Regions from separate parts of the Homo sapiens genome. Here region 1 is linked to region 2. A link is a loop called in an ENCODE intact Hi-C map of the cell type or tissue named here. Cell type or tissue: A673. All regions are shown on one strand. Each heading gives the region's core, and the rest is flanking DNA. Links, peaks and the distances in the headings are about the cores only.

Region 1 (2,917 bases), core at 156-2,655, 990 kb after region 2:
CCCAGGCTGTACTGGCAAGCAGGGAGGAGCTGGGTGTTTAGCCACTACCTCCCATCCACCGCTGAGGAAGGGCTGTTCTTGACACACAAATTTGCTGACATTTAGTGAGCCCCTGTTCTAACATGCAATCCTGTGGCAGGAGGAGGTGGCCCTGGGGAAGAAAATCAGGGGCAAGGGTCAATGCAGCCATCAGGCAATATGGGGGTTCAGGAGGCTTCCTGGATGTGCTGGTGCTTAAGCTAAGAGCCAGTTGCAAAGCTGGAGTCAGTTGGGCAAGGAGAATGAAGGAGTAGCGTATCCCTGGTAGGAACGGCACTAACCATATTCACCAAAACTGCTTATGTGTGTATTTTGTTCCCCGCGGGGAGTAAATTCCAATGATTAGGTCTTATTCATCTTTTTATAAACCTTCCTCAAGTGTTTGTTCCCTTTGGGCTGGGCCAGAAAAATCTAAGATAAAGAAGTGTGGGGCTAGGTACGGTGGCTCAAGCCTATAATCCCAGCACTTTGGGAGGCTGAGGCAGGTGGATCACCTGAAGTCAGGACTTTGAGACCAGCCTGATCAAGAACATGGTGAAAACCCATCTCTACTAAAAAAAAAATACAAAAATTAGCCAGGCATGGTGGTAGATGCCTGTAATCCCAGCTACTCGAGAGGCTGAGGCAGAAGAATTGCTTGAACCCAGAAGGCAGATGTTGCAGTGAGCTGAGATCTCACCACTGCACTCCAGCCTGTACAGAGCTAGATTCCATCTCAAAATAATAATAATAATAATAAAACAAAGAAATGTAGGACAAGATGTAAAGGCAACAACTGGTCTACCACCTGTCTAGCTTCAGGAAGAGATGGCCACCAAAAAAGAATGATCAAGATGAAACTCTTACCACCACAAAGAAAGTGTAAAAATTGCTGGGGGGTTACACAACTTTGAGTGGAAGAGGCCATGCAATTTGTTTTGAAAAAAAAAAGTACTATTATTTTACAAAACCAAATATATTGTTTAATTAAAATGTATAGAATGCATAACATTCTATAAGTGGAATCACATTATACATGCCAAATTTAAAAAAAAAATATCCACAATATGCTGTGGGAGCTATTTATACTCATAAACATAGCTCTAGAACGTTCTAGAATATCATATTGTATCAGATTTCTATGCATTCTTTTTAGCCTATCTATACCTTATGGTCTTTAAAGAAGGCTAATGCAAGTAAATACCTGCTTTCTTTTTTCTTCACTTCCTTGAATGTTTCTTGCGTTTTCTTTGAAATAAGAAGCCATTTTCCTCGAGCATTTATTCACACCATAGCCTATGCAACAATGCAAGACACCATGGTTTTGTGGGTCCAGGCCATTCCTTTATTTGGGGGGCCTTTGATGTCCCAGAGCAAGTTCTCACCAGAGCTGACCTCATTGTTTGGACACAGGATCCTGCCAGACCTACCTTATACTGACATCTGCTGGTCATCTCGAGGTCATCTTCAGTAATAGTTAAAATGGAGAAAGACTTTGAGTTGTTTCCCAGAGTATGCTGAAATTTTTCCCTCAGTTTTCAAGGCTTTAACCAAGACATGCAACAATTTTTCTGGGCAGCTATGTCTGTAATAGAATACATATCTGTTGGGTCTTGTTTTTCTCCATCTTATGTCATCTATTGCTGCTACTTGCAATTGGTTAGACCAGCTATCCTCACTCAACACTATCCCGGGAGCATTTGTGATGGAAAAAAAAAATGGGAAACTTACATAAACTGTTCCCCATTTTTTTGTTTGTTTTCACAAATTATCCTCAGATCCTGAGCTTAGGTCTTCCACAGAATGAATATAAGGGGGATGGGAGGACAGGGAGCATGGAGAAGCGACTTTGAGAAGAGCTTGTGTCCAATGCCAGCTCCTCACTCTCCATAACACTGTGTCACAGTGGCTCCAGCCACTCGTAAGAGCCAGTCCCATCACAGGAATTTCAGTGGCAGAAAACTAAAATGGTTATCCATCATTCTGGAAAATAGCTTAAAACTGAAAGGCAACCTTCCAGAACCCGAGTTCCTACAAAAAGAAACTCCTCCTAGAGAGTGAGCTTCTACTCCCCTTCCATCCGTGCCTGCCACTCCCCACTGGTGCACCCCTGCCCTTGCCCCTCACATGACACTGTGGTCCCAGAAAGCAATTAGACTCCCAGGTCCCGTGGAACTGGGTTCAAATCCCCTCTCCAAGCCTCATTTGTGTGAACATGAGTTAGTAATAAAACTTTTCTAAGACTCTCTTTCCTCAACTGTAAAATACATAAATTACGATAACAACACGGAATGGAAATGTGGTCGTGAGGACTGAGATGGAATCACTTTCCCCCTCAGCCTCGCAGCAGATGTCCAGCCTCTGCTCTCTCCCTTTTTTGGCTTAGTTTCCAAGTTTTATTCAAGAACTCATACAAAATATTCCGGATAAATGATGTCTAATCCTCATCTTCCTCCTCTTCTTTTTTTTTTTTGGTTAATTTGGAAGTAACATAATTTGTAAGTCTCTGTGCTGTTAGTAACGAGACACAATCAAACACAGAGATTGTTGCTCAAATATTTTTTGGTGAGATATTGCAAATACCATTTGGAAAAAAAGCACCTCCTCCTTCCTGCCTCGTTGGCCTGCTCCCTGTGAGAGCCTGGATCTTAAAAGCAATCTCCACCTTCTCCCACACCTGCAGTCAAGATGTTCCCCACTATGGCACTGAAGCCACTCTCAGCAAGCCCATCTGTGACCTATTGATGATTTTTACGTCCTCTTCTGGCTTGCCTTCTGAGGATTTCATCGCACCCACTTCCCTAGTTTTCCTTCTGCTCCACTCCAGGTCAGACCCCTTTACTAGATCTTCCTCCTCAACCCCTTTCAGAAGGGGCAGCTCAGAGGTCACCCTTAGATG
Region 2 (2,917 bases), core at 91-2,590:
CTAGGAGGGGTCTGCAAATTCCATCATGCATTCTCTGGAGGCAAACCCAAAGTCCTAGTTTAGTCCTCTTACCTCCGTCCATGAGGTTGGCCCAGTAAATGACTCTGAACCCCTGGAGAATTCCATTCAAGGCTTCCTTGGAAAGTGTGGACCAGGATATTGATATGCTTTCTGGTGATGTTGCTATGGCTTGGACATTTTCGGGGGGGTAACTGGGCACTGAAATCAAATAATTAGAATCTGTAATAACTGTGGGTGGTTTATGAGCAAAGCAATAACCGAAAAAGCAACGTATTTTAATATTTCAATATGCAAGCAAAAAATTGCACTCAACCCCAAAATGAAAGAAAAAATAACAAAGATCACTTCCCTGGAAAAATCTTATGATAACTCAGTGCTCAGTAAAATATCATGAGTCAATGCATATATTCTAATGGATTCCATAGTCTCTCTTTCCAACTTAGTTTCTTTACTTTTAGGACAGTTGTTGGGACTTGAGTCGTGTACCCTTCTTAATTTTATTGCCTGAGTAGAAAATCATTGTTTGTCTGATTTATTTTCCCCTTACTCTTGGAAGTTACTTCTTTAAGTTGCATTTACTTTATAGAGTACGGTACCTCTGTATTTAGTAATATCTGGCATATAAATTGGAAGCTGAACCATTGTAAAGTGCTAAAAAGTAGAAACATAATCATAGATTTCTCCTGTCTCATCCTCATCCCTTTCTCTAGAGGGAAGAGAGACCATAGACAGGTCAGAAGAATATTGAAAATATTTTTAGTACTGAGCTTTTGTAAACCTTAAATGTTGGCGCTGGGGCGGTGCAAAATACTGGCTGAGACACGCATCTTAATGAAAAATGAGCATTGAAGCAAAAACAAAGGCATATTTAACGACTATTGCAATTATGAAGATAGACAATTCCAGTGTTCAGGCTGCAAGTCATTGAAGACTCCTCTCCTCGCAAAAATTGTCAGATATTACAGGTGCAAGTCCTATCTGCCTCCGCAAACCTGTGATCAAGGGCCGGGCGCGGTGGCTCACGCCTCTAATCCCAGCACTTTTGGAGGCCGAGGCGGGCAGATCACGAGGTCAGGAGATCGAGACCATCCTGGCTAACACGGTGAAAACCCGTCTCTACTAATAATACAAAAAATTAGCCAGGCGTGGTGGCGGGTGCCTGCAGTCCCAGCTACTCGGGAGGCTGAGGCAGGAGAATGGCGTGAACCCGGGAGGCGGAGCTTGCAGCGAGCCAAGATCGCGCCACTGCACTCCAGCCTGGGAGAGAGAGCCGGACTCCGTCTCAAAAAAAAATCTATGATCAAATGACTAACTGCACAAGAGGTAAATGTAGTGCCAGCTTCCTGCCTTCAAAGCTACCACTTATTGCTACAAATAACCCCATATCTTAACTTCCTGCCTAAAACACTGTGCCTCTGGATACCAGGGTTCTCTATTTTCAAGCACTACTGGAAATTTGAGCTTCTGGGTTATTCTCAGTGACATGGTGGAAGGGCTAATTAATTTATCTCGGCCGCTAGGGGGCGATCGATCACTGTGCAATCTGAAAATTCCTTTTCTCTGTACTCAGAATGCTTGAAAATAGGAAACAATGAAAAATAAAATAAATTTTAAAAAACCTTCTTAACATTTGGGAGAAAGTTTTTTAGCAAATAGCATTTCTGCATTCTCGTGAGACTTCTGCAGTAATAGAGAGAGCCTTGTTTTCACTCCAGAAAAGCCCAATTCTTGTACCTGAAATGAATGAGGAAGAGTCTGAAAAGGGAGGGACTTGCTGGCTTTGCAGTCCAGCCCTGCCCCAGGGCGGGCAGATCAGCGGGGTGGGCGAGGTCACGAGGGAAGGCTTTTCCACCCGAGACCCCAGGCCCTGCAGGTCACTGCAAAGTCGTGGGGCGGGGGAGTGCGAGGTTGGGGGAGCCCCGGGGCAGACCCGAGGGAACCTTTGCGGAGGGAAAAGCCACGACCAGGCCCCGGCCGAACCTACCATCCTCGAGAGTGGTGGTGATGATTTCCTGAGAAGAAGGCCCCGTGCCGGCCCGGTTACAGGCCTGCACCACCAGGCCGTACTGAGTGAACTTATTCAGGTTGTCCAGGGTGTAAACCTCACTGTCCCCGCTGGTGTCGACACTGATAATGTTGAATTGGAAGTTACCCCCAGTGCTGTACTCTCGGTAACCTATTTGGTAGCCACGGATAATCCCATTTTGCAAATGTTTCTTGGGAGCCTAAACAGGAGAGAAAAGAACACACTAAAGAAGTCTTGAGGTAGGACAAGAGCGAAATCAACGCCCACACCCACGTAGGAAAGCAGAAATAAAGTGGAGTCATCGCCACGATGCTGGGGCGGTGGTCCGGTAGCAGCCGCAAACCCACGTACAGTGCAACTTGGTCTGTGCCAGGCACCCTTCCTTTACCTGTGAATGCATCCGGCCCTCCCAGCCCCTCTGAGCCACTGGACCGTCAATGGACACAGGAGGTCACCTGAGTATGCATGGCAGGAGCGGAATCTGAACATGGGTGTTGGGCCCCAGAGCCTGCGCTCTCATTCTGTCCTTCATGATGTACTGGTTGACTTGTCTAACTGGCGAGAAAGTGTCAAAATACAGATCATGTTTGTGGCGTCTCCAGGTACGCTTACGACCGGGTGAGACTGACCCTCAGGCCTGCACCCAGCAAGAACTCTCGGGCTCGCTGCTGTGTGCCAGGCCTTGTTCCAGGCACCAGGGAATAGAATTGAGTTTGGAAATGTAAGAAGACAAAAGAAAAGACCCCCGTCCTCATGGAGCTTACATTCTAAGGAAATATCCCAGAATCACAGTGTTTCCAGGTTGAAAACTGGCATGGGAAGGTGAGTGCACACCCAATAGGAAGGTAATCTCTTTCATGAAGCCCCGAA

Evidence for each region. A loop is a pair of places that touch in the nucleus more often than their neighbours do. Peaks named below come from ENCODE experiments on the same cell type or tissue, not always from the same donor. Only the 100,000 strongest peaks of a DNase experiment are listed, where the experiment ranks them.
Region 1: a loop joins it to region 2, with 5 times the contacts of the local background. A loop is called at or near these places in 13 of 110 quality-filtered maps.

The regions. Positions count from the first base shown.
Region 1 is chr21:41,132,659-41,135,575 of GRCh38, forward strand. No RefSeq gene overlaps it. Among named protein-coding and RNA genes, the nearest start is that of LINC00323, 14 kb to the right of the region's middle. In A673, for the core only: a CTCF peak has its summit at 1,459 (motif pointing left); no DNase peak of the experiment used is centred there.
Region 2 is chr21:40,142,486-40,145,402 of GRCh38, forward strand. DSCAM (DS cell adhesion molecule) reads right to left here. Exons shown (of 33, transcript NM_001389.5): 17 at 2,006-2,246; 18 at 73-219. Among named protein-coding and RNA genes, the nearest start is that of MIR4760, 68 kb to the right of the region's middle. In A673, for the core only: a CTCF peak has its summit at 1,552 (motif pointing right); a DNase peak (open chromatin) is centred at 1,546.